3 separate regions of the Mus musculus genome follow, and regions 1 and 3 are each linked to region 2. Evidence: chromatin contacts called from ENCODE POLR2A ChIA-PET data. All regions are on one chromosome and are shown on one strand. The core of a region is the stretch at or near the end of the contact, and the rest is flanking DNA. Distances in the headings are between cores, read along the strand shown.

Region 1 (4,474 bases), core at 1,749-4,248, 110 kb before region 2:
GTGTAAGAGTACAGGGTATTAGCCGGGCGTGGTGGCACACGCCTTTAATCCCAGCACTCAGGAGGCAGAGGCAGGCAGATTTCTGAGGCTAGCCTGGTCTACAGAGTGAGTTACAGGACAGCCAGGGCTATACAGAGAAACCTTGTCTCGAAAACCCAAAAAAAAAAAAAAAAAAAAAAAAAAAAAGAGAAAGAAGAGTACAGGATATTTCACCTGAAATCTGTCTCTCAGAGCCTCTCTACAGAACCTGTAAAGAGTCTTGAGTCTTGCTGTTTTGTTTTTTTGAAGCAGGATCTTACCATGTATTCTTGACTGGCCCAGAACTCATAATGTAGACTATGCTAGCCTTAAACTCTAGGTTCACACCACCACACATAGGAAGAATATCTATTACAAGGGCTGAAGAGATGGCTCAGGGGTTCAAAGAAAGAGTTGTGGCTGCTTTGGGGAGGACATGTTTGGTTCCAAAAACCTACAGTCAGCTTGAAACCATCGACTTGTGGCTCCCTCACTACTGGCCTCCTCACACCAGCACTCACTCACACACACACACACACACACACACACACACACACACATACAGACACACAATAAAAAAGAATTTTTCACAGGTATTCACCAGTGCTCCAATCTCACTAGTCCCAAGACTAAGAAAGGAACAGAGTGCTAACTGTAGTCAGTCATTCATGGAACAGTATAGATTTCAACTATTCTAGTGACAGATTAATATACCCTGCCCTCCAAGGAAACAGAGCATCTTCTGAACTGTATTCAAACAGTTGGGCACATATTGCCTAGTTGGCAGGGTGCGGTTCCCACAGACTAATCCTGAACTATAAGCCTCACAGGACAAAGAAAAAGTCTGAACTTGGGCCACATGTTCTACCGTCTCTGGGTCAAGGATTCTAAGGGGCTCTGGTTTACCTAAAGGGGCCCCAGGCCTTGATATTTTGCAACACCTTGAGTTTTCTTTCTCTTTGGCAAGCTGTCACTGCTATGGGAAGATGAGGAGGATAGACAAGGAGGGTGACACACACCTTTAATCCTTCTGGAGGCGGACGGAGAGGAATCTCTAGAGTTCAAGGCCTACCTTGTCTACAAAGTGAATACCAGGACAGCCATATCTGTAGAAATACGGTCTTGAAAAAACAAAACAAGCCGGGCATGGTGGCACACGCCTTTAATCCCAGCACTTGGGAGGCAGAGGAAGGCGAATTTCTGAGTTCGAGGCCAGCCTGGTCTACAGAGTGAGTTCCAGGACAGCCAGGGCTACACGGAGAAACCCTGTCTCAAAAACAAAAACAAAACAAAAAATAAAGAAAAAACCCTTCTAGACCAATCCTAGCACACAGGGGGCAGACAGGTGGATCTCTATGAGTTCCAGGCCAACCAAAGCTACACGGTCTCAAAATAAAACACCAAGTGGTCGGGTAGTACCGATTTGGTTCCTCTGCTTCTAGAGTTTCCTGATTAATTATCTGCGTTGAGAAACCACGAAGCCTCTGGGATAGAGGAAGAAGAGGTAAGCAGACAGGAAAACGCCAAGCCAGCAGTAACACAACTTTCATACGATCCAATTCTAGGAAAAGAACAGTGGCTTTCTACAAACTCCACTGATTCACAACAGTGGACATGTCTTTTAAAAAGGTCTCACATTGCATGGGACTTATCTGCAATGAAAGGTATTGAGGTTTGTGGGTTCATTTCTTTCAGTACTGGGGACAAGACTTAACTAGGAATGCCAGAGCTAAGTCCTCACCCTCTTCCCCCTTTGAAATATAAGGGAACACCTGCAGGGCCAACTGTCACCAATATCTAGGGCTTAATATTCCTCAAGATCTGAATGGCCTTTCTCATTAAAACAAGATATCCCACCAGCTAAATGTATTGATAAATGCAAATTCAGGATTTCCAGGCAGATACCTGGAGCCTGTGGAATGGAAGCATTGGCAGGCTAATTGAGATGAGCTCTAATTGTCTCTAGTTACCTTTTGAGGAGTCGTCACCCAGAGCAATAGCTGTCCCCTTAGGTGTGATGGGTCTCTCCCAGCGCCCTTCCAGTCAGACCTGCTGCTGTTCTGCTTGCCTTGCGTCGGTGGTTCGGCCAGGGCTACCAAAGTTCCTACGTTCTTTCCGAAACCAGCATTGGTTTTTCCCCCTTGGCAAGGCAAAGAACATGAGTTAAGGAAGCGTCTTTCCCGCTTCGCGTCCTTGCCCGGGCTGCAGAACACTACGCAACATTAAGGTGAAGGGTTCCCAGGCTCGTGTTCTCTTGCCAGCGTTTGCCCTTCGCCCTCCGATCTTCACTCCTCCATCACCCTTACCCTCTCTCGGCTCAGCTTTCCCCTTCTCTCCGCACGTGGCGAACCCACGACTTTGCACTAGTATTTAAGACCTTCCCCAAAGCCCACACCGAGAGGCTCACCCCGCCCCGCCCCTTCCAGTCCCGCCTCCAGGCGACTGAACTCAGTCTCTCCGGCCCTGCCCAATCCCCGCCTCGCCCGGCCCATCCTACACCCGCCCTGCCCACCTTTGAGATCTCCACATGAGGGCAGCTGGCCCGCAGGCCAGCCCGGCCCGGCTCGGCTCGGCTCGCACCTCCTGACTTGGTGACAGCGGGACAGCAGGACCCCGCCCCCTACCCCCGCCCTCCCGGGTCCCAGCGCCGCCATGTTTACTAAGGGCGGATGGAGCTGCCCGGGCGTCCGCACCGGGCTGAGGGTCATGCAGTAGCTCAAGGCAACTAAGCGCTAACTGGACAGGCCTGCGCTCCAGGAAGAATGGAGAGATGGTGGGTCTGTCCACCGCGAGCAAGCGCAGGACAGGAGCTCAGAATTCCGCGAGCAGCCCGAACCTGCGGGCAAATTACGCCTCGGGCTCCACGGCTCGTGCCCCGGGCGGACCAGGCCACGCCCCAGAGTGACAGGATTTGGAAGCTAAGCCTCGCCTCAAGGCTGGCGCGTGACACGCTGGGGGCGGAGCCTCGCGCTCGGTTCTCGCGAGCTGTCAAGACGGTGGAAAGCAGTGGGAAATGGCGTCTCGGGAGTCAGGCGGCTCTCGGGCGGCCGCCCTGCTCCTGGTTCTGGGCGTGGAGAGGGCCCTGGCTCTACCTGAGGTACAGAAGAAAGTTTGAGATCTGGCTGAAGAAGGTTGCTGGCCGTCAGCCCGGAATCCAGCTCGCCCGCCGGTGTCTGTCCCTTTGGCCAGTCGGAAGCTCAGATTTTTGTCCCTGAAGCTTCCCCGGGCCCTGTGCCTGCGGGGATGGTGTTGTCCAGTACTCACGTAGTGCAGGCCACTAGCACCTTCGCCCTGCCCACATTCAGAGTCCTTTGAAATTTGATCTCCTTGCTTTTGAATAATTTTAAATAGTGCTTCCCAGACGAGTCCCAGGGTTCTTCTGCCAGCTCTCCTTGCACGAATGCTGTGCGTGGTGCAATGGCACGACTATCTATCTATCTATCTATCTATCTATCTATCTATCTATCTATCTATCTATCTATCTATCTATCTATCTAAATATATAGTGATGCTTGAGTACGCTGTGTACCTGCAGCCCTTTAACACTTGCCAAACCATGCCTGTCAGGTGGAGAAGTCTCTGGAGAGGACACAGTATAGTCAAGTAATAATGCACAAACACGAGGATCTTCTCTCGTACAGTGCGCTGATTTGGTGCGGGGGTTTTAAGGGAAAAAAATGGGTTCTGTTTACAAAAGGCACTTTTCCGCTTTGCATTATGGGAATTCTGGAAAGGCTACTGACTTGTTCTTTTTTTTTTTTTTCTTTCTGGAGTCTTAATCAGGTTTCTTTCTCTTCTGCAGATATGCACCCTGTGTCCGGGAGGTATGCACAATTTGTCCAGAGTGGCTGCTTACTGTGAGGATACATCGAAGCTAATGCAGGCCCGATGCTGCCTGAATCAGAAGGGCACCATCTTGGGGTGAGGGAGGAGAAGACATCCTTGAATATTCTTTTGAACTTTTTAGAGTTCCCAGACTGGAGTCTACAGACTTGCCTAGCAGGCTCTGGGGATAAATATTAGTACCTAAGTGGAGACATTTAATGCTCGATTCTAAACATTTGAATTTGATGATTTTTCGATAAGTAAATGATCTTTTGATTTTTTTTTCCCTGAATGACAAATCATAGTTTTTGCCATTTTATAGGCTTTTGTGGCTTCATTTAAAATAGTTTTATTATTAAGTCTTTGTATTATTTTTACTAAAATACATTTAAATTTTTCTTCATTTTATTTTTTTGTTTTTAATTGTGTCTGTCTGTCTGTCTGACTGTCTGGGTACAGGCACTTGAGTGCAGGTGCTGGAAAATTTCAGAGGCCTTGGATCCTCCTGGAGCTGGAATGATAGGCAGTTGTGAGATACAGTGTGGGTACTGGGAACTAGACTCAGGTCTTCTGTAGGAGCAATACTGGCTCTTAACTGCTAAGCCATCTTTCCAGCCTTTAATTTTTTTTT
Region 2 (5,033 bases), core at 2,245-4,744:
GCTGCTGACTGAGGGCCCTCCTGGCGGGAACAGGAGCTTGAACTGACCTCAGACCCAGAGGCAGCTCAAACTCTGTTGAGAAGGGGAAGCAGATTCCCCGGGAAGGGTCTGAGTGCTCAGTTCACTCCTATCCATAAGCATCCCACTGAAGGAAATGAGACAAAATGGCCAGTTCTACGGCGCAGTGGTGGCGCACGCCTTTAATCCCAGCACTTGGGAAGCGGAGGCAGGCGGATCTCTGAGTTCGAGGCCAGCCTGGTCTACAGAGTGAGTTCCAGGACAGCCAGGGCTACACAGAGAAACCCTGTCTCAAACAAACAAACAAACAAACAAACAAACAAAGGTGTTTGCTATACACAGGTTGAAAATGATCATAGGAAGGGCCAACTTTTATAAACCTTCAAGTTTATTATACATTTTTAAAAGTTCCAGTCAGTTCCAGGAGAGAACTGACTGTATAGTCATGCAATACACATGTGCACACACACAATAAATAATGGGGGCATACTGTCCAGAGAGTGTGCTTGCACGGCATGTGTGAGGCTGGAGCTTCTGCCTTTAGGACTGTGAGTAGGCAAATGAATAACACTTGCAGAGCTTCTCTCAGAGATAATTCCTGGAACTGACCTTTTAAGTTCTAAATGAGGAAACTGAGGCCCAAAGAGGTTTATTGATGTGGACTAATTAGGCAGTTACTAAGTGCTATGTTCTGAGATTCAGATCTTGGTCTTCTAGCTCCAAGTCTGAAATCTCTGTTGTTTCTCAGTGTGAGCTATCCCATGGGACCTCTAGAGACACTGTTCTCTGACAATAGTCCAAAATGGTAAGGTGAGCTAAGCCCACCCCCACCTTTTATTTGTAGGTTGGTCCAAACACCCTGTCAGGAAAGAAGGGGAAGTCTGTGAGACGTACTGTGAGGCTACAGGTTGCTTCAGAACCAGATGAAGACGCAGCAGCGTCAGGAGTGATGTGTACATGAGGCCGTGTAAGATCCCAGTCCAGGCAGACCAGGGAGCCCAGGGAGCCACATCTCTGCACTTGTGCCCTTGGAGCTTTAGTTAGCTATGGATCATTTAGGTGGGGGAAGCATGACTGTCCTTTCCTCTCCATCCCTATGGCCACAAGGGGGGGACCTTCTATCTGGCAGCTAGGGGCCCTGAGGGAATCTGAGGCTGGGCAAAGGGCCCAGCATGTCAGTTCCCATCACAGCCACACAGTCCAGCATGAGTCACCACACACTCAGCCAGGTGAGTCATGCAGGTCGGACACTCTGAGGACAAGAGGTGGATGGGCACAGGATGCTATCGAGGGGCCAGAGAGGAGTAGGAGTCCACCTTCTGGCCAGTCATGCGGCTTCTAATGCTAACATACAGCTATTCTACTAACAAGACCTCTGGCCTACCTACCCTTCAGCCCCCCTCTTTCCCCTCAGCCCTCTGCCGAATATGGGTTCTTTATCTAAGCATAGGCAAGCCTTGTTTATTACCTGACCGCCCACTGCAATGCTCTGATGCTCTGATGCTCAGAGGCCTGCTGAGGCTTCCTTGAACTAGCACTTTGCTCCTCATGCTGTGGCTTCTGTATGCATATGAAAAAACTTCAGATTTGCCTGAAAAGTTGGCCACGGAGGAACCTAAGATGTGCTTCAAAGCAAACGACCTCAGAGTAGCCCCAGTCATAACAATGAGTAGCCAGCAAAAGGAAGGGTGGAACAGATACAAAGAGGCACTGGAGGCGCTCTGTGAAGCTGCTACTTCATCGCTGACAGAGTAAAAAAGCCGCAGGTAGTGTACTGAGAATATGTTTGTAAGAAAAGCCAAACAATGATGTAAGCTAAGCTTAGGAGAGTGGCCATCTAGCCAGCCGTAGTGGTTTACATTTGTAATTTCAGCATTCAGGGGGCTGAGAAGAGACAGCTGCAAGTTTAAGGCCAGTCTGGCTACAATGTGAATTCTAGGTCAGCCCAGGGTTGTGTGACTCTTGTCTTAAAAATGAAATAAAAACTGGAATATATGAATTGAAAGAGAGGGATCCAACAGAGTTCCAAAGCTGATTACTGAAGGATTCCCTTTTAATATGATTTAAACTTTAGATATATGACTGTTTTATACACTTCACAATAAACATTATGTATAAAAATGGAGTAAGTTACTTCAGCACTTGTTAGGTGTGTCATTTAATGTGGACTCATTCCTGCTAACAGACCTTTGGAGGCGCCTATGCATGGAGACAATGTGCTCAGCACACTATAAAGTATAAGAGGAAAGCATTTAATTTCCCAAGGTGGGGTCTCTTGGGGGCAATGCTTTTTAAGAATGGACTACTTAGGCTAGGCAGTGGTGGCACATCCCTTTAATCCCAGCACTTAGGAAGGAGAGACAGGTGGATCTCTAAGTTGAAGGCCACCCTGGCACACAGATTTTCATGACAGCCAGGACCATACAGAGAAGTCCTGCCTTGAAAAACAAAAACAGAAACTATCACCTAATTTCTTGAGGACTTTAAGTCTTGCTCGACAGACTGTGCATCTCTCTCTTTTAGATTTATTGTTATCATTTTAAACTGTGTGTGTTTGTGCAAGTGAGTGCAGATGCCCCAAGTGGTTGGAGGTGACAGAGCTCTCTGGAGCTGGTGCTACAGGTGGCTCTGAGCTACATGACATAGTGTAGAATCCTCTACAGAGCAGTATGCGCTGTTAACCTCTGAGCCACGTCTCTATTTCGTCTCCCCTCCAGCATGGGTCTCAGAAACAGCTCACCCTCCAAAACAGACATAATAGTTCAGGAGAAGGGAAACACTTCCGGGGGGGGGGGGCTAAACTGGAGGAGGTAGGTGGTGTCGTGATATGGGCCTCCTCCTCCACCTCAAATCAGCTGCTCTAATTATACTCTGGTCCCAGAGTGACACTCACCAGCTGTCAGAACCTGGACTTTCCACGGATGTGCTGCCAGGGCTCTCTGGTATGCTCGCCAGAGTGCCATGCTCCCTGTCAAACCAAGAGGATAAGTCACTCCCATTGCCCCTCACAGTAAAGAACATGCCTGCCATTTCCTTATGCTCACTCTCCTTACTTCCAAACTCTGCAAGTGACAGAGGCCTCAGAAAGCTTGCTTACTGGGCCGTGCCCCTGCCTTGTGGTCACTATTCATCTGGAAAGGAAGCAGTTTTGAGTAACCTGGTCCTGGTCCTGAAGCAAGGCATCCAGTCCTGATTAAGACACTCATGAAATTAGACTTACTCTGGCTTCCATCCAGAGTCTGGGTTCCATCCCCCAAGTAAACACGATAGGTCCCCAGATTCAGTTGGAATCTCCTTTATAAGAGTAACTACACACCAGAAATAAACCAAGACCTGGATCTGTAAGGTCACATGACCTGCAAGAACTCTCAACCCACAGTGCTTCAAGTCTCTGAATGCCAAGAACCTCCGCTCACCTGAGTGCCAGCTCTGCGCAGAACCTTCTCTCACGTGACCGAAGCTGGTCCAGGGACTTCCGTATCGAGCACCGCCTCTTCCGTCTGCCTGCGGGCCGGGCTGTTGTTTGGACACAAGCAGTCCAGGAGGAATGCAGGTGGGTGGGGCCTTTGATACCCCTTGCGAGGCGGCTCAGCCGACCACTTAAGGGGAGTGGGCAGCCCCCTTCTCGTGGACTGCACCAAACATCGGTGTAGGACAGTCTGTGCTTCCCTGTAACTCGGCTGCCCCCACCCCCCACCCTCGTTCTCCCCAGACTATCAGGCCAGACTGTCAGTCTCCCGGAGGTAGTCAGGTCTAGACGCCCTTCTCAGTTTGGAAACTTGAATGCTGAAGTAGTGCAGGTATACCCAAGCTCCCAAGTGAGCAGAACTCAGACTTGTTCTATTTTTTTTCCTTGTTCTTTATACCAAATTTTTAAGTTTTGTCTGAAAAATCTTTCTGGACAAGCAGTCAACTTTCAGAACCACTGGCTTAGCAGAACCTGAGAACGCCCGTGCTAGCTGTCTTAAGTTTGGTCATGAATTTTGTAAAATGACCCTGTCTTGCAATCAGGGCTCCTTGAATTCTAGGGCTGTACAAGAGGCAACTCAATGGAGGGTTTGTTTTGCTTTATGGGTTTCTAGAGTCATGCTTTGTTTGTTGTTTTTCCAAGACAAGGTTTCTCTGTGTAGCCCTGGCTGTCTTGGAACACACTCTGTAGACCAGGCTGGCCTCCAACTCAGAAATCCACCTGCCTTAGCCTCCCAAGTGCTGGGATTAAAGGAGTGCGCCACCACACCCGGCTTCTAGTCATGTTAAGCAAAGAGGCATAAAACTATATTTAAAAAAAAAAAAACATTTTAGGAATCTTAATCTCCCTCTAGTTTTAACACCCAACTCCCTGCAAATCCCTTCCTGAGGTAGGTAAAGATGTATACGTCTCCAAGCCTTGAAAAAGGTCAACTTATTTGATGTCTGTCCACCCCCAGCTCAGTTAGTCAGTTCCTGTATGATTAATGAAGGATGGATTCTATTAGAGAGAGTAAGAATTCAGGGGAATTAGATTCTTGTGTACAGAACATGCTAAAAGAATTTCACTAGTAGACATAATAAGGGAGTCCAAATGTGCAAGATTGGAAGGTGTTTTTAAGCGATATGGATTCAAGCCTTATTCAGATTGCTTAACCTCTCAGAACCTAATTGTCATTACATAAAATAGTACCTACCCCATGGAGCTCAGGGGTATATGAAAAGCACCCCAAACCGAGAAAATGCTTAATATCATTTATCTATCCTCCCTTCTCTCCCACTAGAGAAATATAAAAGTCCCTTAGTGAGGTTTGACCTGGGAGTTTCTGGAGGGGAGAAGATACCAGGAGGGAAGTGAGCCCAGGATCTTGCACACACACTAAGTCCATGCTCTTCCATTGAGCTACATCCCAGCCGAGATGAGATCTTGAAGGACACATAGGTTTAGGTGTTGGTGTCAAAGGCAACAGAATAAGCTAAGGCACACAGGAAGAAGAGCAAGAACCAAGAACAGCTACACTGGGAAGGAAGATAGGGAAGAAAGGACT
Region 3 (4,371 bases), core at 1,487-3,986, 87 kb after region 2:
TGGTGTAAATCTTCCCAGCTCCCAGGAGGCAGAAGCAGGTGGATCTCTGAGGTTATGACCAGCCTTGCCTATACAGTGATTTTCAGGACTTCCAGGGCTACATAGAGAGTCCTGTCTCAAAAACAAAGGAACAAAATTAAAATATTTTTTTGTTTTGTTTTTGTTTTTGGAGACAAGGCTTCTCTGTGTAACAGCCCTGGCTGTTCTAAACTCACAGAGGTCTGTCTGACTCTGCTTACCAAGTGCTGGCATTAAAGACACGTGTTACCATGTCTAGCTCCAAAGGAACATCTTAATTATTTGAAGGTAGTAGGATTATAAGGGGCTGCTAAAATAATTGTTAATAAATATGTGATTGCTATGGGTATTAAATTAACACAAGCCCATTAAAACTGTCTGGGGACCAGCAACATGCTTATTGGACACACACTAAATAAAACTTAAAAAAAAATGCCTGATTCATAGAAGTCACCATGTATGTATATATATTATACTGAAATATTTTTGAGATTCTTGGTTTTTAGTGGCTTTAAACAAAGGTATGTTTGGTTATTATACTACTGAGGCAGTGTTTCTCTGGAAGGCCTGACGGTTCTGGAACTCCCTCTGCGCACTAGGTTGGCCTCTAACTCAGAGATCCTCCTGTCTCTGGCTCCTGATGCTGAGATTATCAGCAAGAGCCACCACACCCAGCTCAAAAGATTTATTTTAATGCTTATGATGCTTATGAGTGTTTGCTTCCGTATACTGTATGCATGCCTAGGTTCCATGGAGGTCAAAAGAGGGTGCCAGATTTTCTCAGACTGGAGCTACAGATAATTGTGAGCTGCCATGTATATATACCAAACCAGGGTTATCTACAAAAGCAGAGAGTGCTCTTAATTGCTAGGCTCTGTCTCCATATCAATTTCTTTTTTGTTTTTGTTTTTCACAGACATGGTTTCTCTGTGTAGACCTGGCTGTCTTAGAACTCAACTCTATTGACCAGGCTGGCCTTGAACTCAGAGATCCTCTTGCCTCTGCCTCCTGAGTCCTGAGGTTAAAGGCTTGGGCCACAGTCAAGCTAATTTCTGAGTTTTTATAATAAGCATTCATTATTTTTTGTTTGCTTTTGGTTTTCCAAGTCAGGATTTCTCTTTGTAGCCCTGGCTGTCCTAGAACTTGTTCTGTAGACCGGGCTGGCTATAAGTGCACAGATATCCACCAGCCTCTGCCTCCGGAGTGTTGGGGTTAAAGGCATGCACAACCATCATCTGGCTAGTATTTATTACTTTTGTAATCAGGAAACATAAGTGAGGTGGTAAAAATGTAGGCAGCAGTTGGTCATTTTAGGTATACATGAGAAAATAACTGAAAATGAGGTTGCCAAAAGATCCTCTGTGCACATTTGAAATAGTACTGACAGAAAATAATAGGAACTAAAGTAGCATGAACAGATATGTCATGAATGCTTGCCATGGCTCAGGAGTTACAATGGCTTTGGCAGAAAGGCTAATCTGGAGAGGATGAGCACCCTTCTGAGACTAGAACAAACTTTGAAATGGTGTGCTATACATTTTAGGTAAGTGCATCTTTTAATCCAACATCAGAATTCTATTTTGTCTTGACACAGTGTTGTTGCTCTATTGCTTATGCTGACCTTGAACTCACGGCATTAGCCTACTGAGTGATAGGATTACAGGTATGCATTACTATGCTGGGTGAAAAAAAAAGTTTGTTTTTGAGACTATGTAGCCCTGGTTGGCCTTGAATTCACAGAGATCTCTCTGGCATGCTTGTTGAAATTTCAGTTTTTAAAGCAAGCATTTTAAAGTGAAGAGATGAGAAAAAAATGAGTCTCTATAGGATTTCTGTGTGAACCCGTGAACTAGGATTAACTAGTCCCTTTAAGGAGAGTAAAATTGGTGATTGTGACATTCTCAGATTCAGATGATTCATCCTTCTTCCTTGATAATACATGTATAATGGTATTATACATCTCTTAAATTCTGCCTTTAACTTTCTAAGATCAATGGCTTACCCAGAATCTATTGTAATTCTTTACACTCACAGACAATGTAAACTCTTTCCAAATAATACCTTTTCAAAGACAGTTTTGATGGATCTTCTTACTTCGGATTCTATTTTGGACTCATGTCAACTTAAATTTGAGTAACTTTTTTTTTTTGTTTTGTTTTGTTTCTTTTTCGAATTTGCCAACTATCATTGGATAACTTCAATGAGTTCTCCCTTATGTGGGTCGAATCAGGTTATGTCTGGGTAAATAATGTTATGCAAATCAGCAACTATTAGTTTTCATGTTAAGCGATTAAAAAAAAGCTTTCTGAAAATTTGATGACCAGTGCACTGTCTCTTTCCCAAATGGGGAATGTGGGTGGGTTCGTTCCTCAGATTGAAAGGCTGCGTCTTCCGTTCCTTTTGTCTTCTTAGAGGATTAGGACTGTCATGGCGCTTTCAAGAAGAGAGAGAAGGCCTTCCTTTCGTCCGGCAGAATTACTTGGGGGCACCTCGACTGGGAGGAGGATGGACAGAGAGACAAGAAGACAACGCTGGCAGGCAGTCTGCCGGAACCCCGCAAGGGGAGGAGACCCGGCAGTAGACTGCCTTGAGAGCCTCGGTCTGTGGGAACCGCCCCCCGCTGCCCTGTCCAATGGAAACCTGGCGGCGGTGCGGCACCGCCCACTGTTGGTCCGGACGCCGCGAGGGCGGGGCCCGCAGTTCGGTTGCGCTGCGGAGCGCAGCTGTGAGGGAGTCGCTGGGATCCGAGGCCCCGGAACCCGAGCTGGAGCTGAAGCGCAGGCTGCGGGCGCGGAGTCGGGAGGTGAGCTCCGGAGAAAGAGGCCCTGGAGGGAGGGGCTCGCGGAAGGGCGGCAGGATGACCCCGAGCCGCGGGCCGGCAGGACGCGGCCGGCGGGTGCTGTCGGGCGGCCCTGCTTTCTCGGGAGTCAGGCCCGACCTAGCCCGGCCCGTCGCAGCTGAGGGGCCACCTTGGCCCCAGGGCGCCGCCCGCCCTCCTGGTGTCTCCGGCGTGGCCGCGGCGGCCCGGAATTCTGCGGGCGCGGGTCGGGGGGCCCCGGCGTTCTCTTGGAACTCTGGCCGCGAGAGGCGGGGCAGGCGGCGCGGGCGGGGGCGGGGCGGGGGCCCGGGCCCGAGGGCCTGCGGAAGGAAGCGCGGCGTCCGGGCCGGGCCTGCTCGCGGGGCGGCGCGCCGAGCGCGGGGGCGTGGTCTGCGGCCTGACGGCGGGGCAGGGCTGGCCTTTGATGAGGTGGCTGTGGTGCTCGGTCTCCTGGCCGGCCACTGTCTGTCCGCCGCCGCTTCCTTCCAGATACTGGCCGGGCGACCTGTTGGAGTGTTGACAAGCTGAGGGCCTCCTCCCTCCGAGCTTGCATTCTCTCCGACTGAGCAGTTCTGTTGACCTCAGAGGCTTTCTGGGTTTCCTCAGAGCGGCCTGTGGCTGCGAGCTATGCGGGGTGATGTGCAGAGGGCTTTCAACTAATAATGGAAGCCGGGAGAACAACTTTGCGAGATGACAGACAATGCCCTGTAGTGAATGTACTATGCGTCCTCAGGGTAGCTAGAGGCTTCGAGGAGATACCCTCACCGATGCAAATGAGCTTTTCCACAGTGATCCCTGTTAAAACTGCCAGCAGCTCTGAGGCAGAACCCCCAGTGTTGCACACGTTTCTGCATCTCTTGCGGGAGTGCTTGGAGATCTTTAGGCACTGCTCTTATTTTACCTTCTGGGACATGATTGGGAGGGCAATGTGCTTTCTGGATGTTTGTCTCTGATGACAGTTCATCTTTTCTCTAAGTGCCCCGTGGAGGGGCTGCCTGTTTCCTTGGTCCTGTAGTTTTAGATTCCATGGGCTTTGACGTTCCAGAGTATATTCTGTATCTCGCTAGACTTTCACTTATCCGTTCAGATTGGATGCACATTCTGCGAATGTAGCTGAAACAGACTTTATTATTTTCTTAGCTCTTTGATAGGGGACGGAGGAAAAAGTGATCCTTAACTCATCTTTTTTAGTGGTTTATTAAGACATGCACGCAACTAATAGCTGTCTTGGCAGACTGAGGAGGCTTTCAAGGACTTTCCTTAGAAATTAAAGTGGGGAAGTATCCTACCAGATTTCCCCTCCCCCGCCCCCGTCCCGTAGTGTTCTTTGCGTTTACTAGAGCGTTAATACAAGTCCCTCGATTCAGATAAAACTGTATAGGCTGGGGAGAGATGCGTAGAAAGGGTCGCAAGAGAGTTGTATGGCCATTCTGGTGTTGATTGCAGGTCTTAGGTATTCTGAACTGACTCTGGAGTGCAAGTTTACTTTCCAGGGTATCGCTTTCTTACTAGACTGCTCTTCCTTGAGTTAATCA

The links. ChIA-PET counts read pairs that join two places held with the same protein, here RNA polymerase II (POLR2A).
Region 1: POLR2A ChIA-PET joins it to region 2 with 26 read pairs in Patski. The contact joins the promoter of Atraid here to the promoter of Mpv17 in region 2. POLR2A ChIA-PET finds 5 or more read pairs at or near these places in 3 of 5 experiments (Patski and embryonic stem cell).
Region 3: POLR2A ChIA-PET joins it to region 2 with 10 read pairs in Patski. The contact joins the promoter of Nrbp1 here to the promoter of Mpv17 in region 2. POLR2A ChIA-PET finds 5 or more read pairs at or near these places in 2 of 5 experiments (Patski and embryonic stem cell).

Annotation. Positions count from the first base shown.
Region 1 is chr5:31,045,642-31,050,115 of GRCm38, forward strand. It overlaps Atraid (all-trans retinoic acid induced differentiation factor), which reads left to right and starts at 2,999. Exons shown (of 7, transcript NM_027855.4): 1 at 2,999-3,115; 2 at 3,821-3,939. The coding sequence starts at 3,032. It overlaps Slc5a6 (solute carrier family 5 (sodium-dependent vitamin transporter), member 6), which reads right to left and starts at 2,438. Exons shown (of 18, transcript NM_001360022.1): 1 at 2,325-2,438; 2 at 1,989-2,158.
Region 2 is chr5:31,150,757-31,155,789 of GRCm38, forward strand. It overlaps Mpv17 (MpV17 mitochondrial inner membrane protein), which reads right to left and starts at 3,495. Exons shown (of 8, transcript NM_008622.6): 1 at 3,435-3,495; 2 at 2,912-2,986. The coding sequence starts at 2,981.
Region 3 is chr5:31,238,182-31,242,552 of GRCm38, forward strand. Nrbp1 (nuclear receptor binding protein 1) reads left to right here and starts at 2,737. Exons shown (of 18, transcript NM_147201.2): 1 at 2,737-2,821.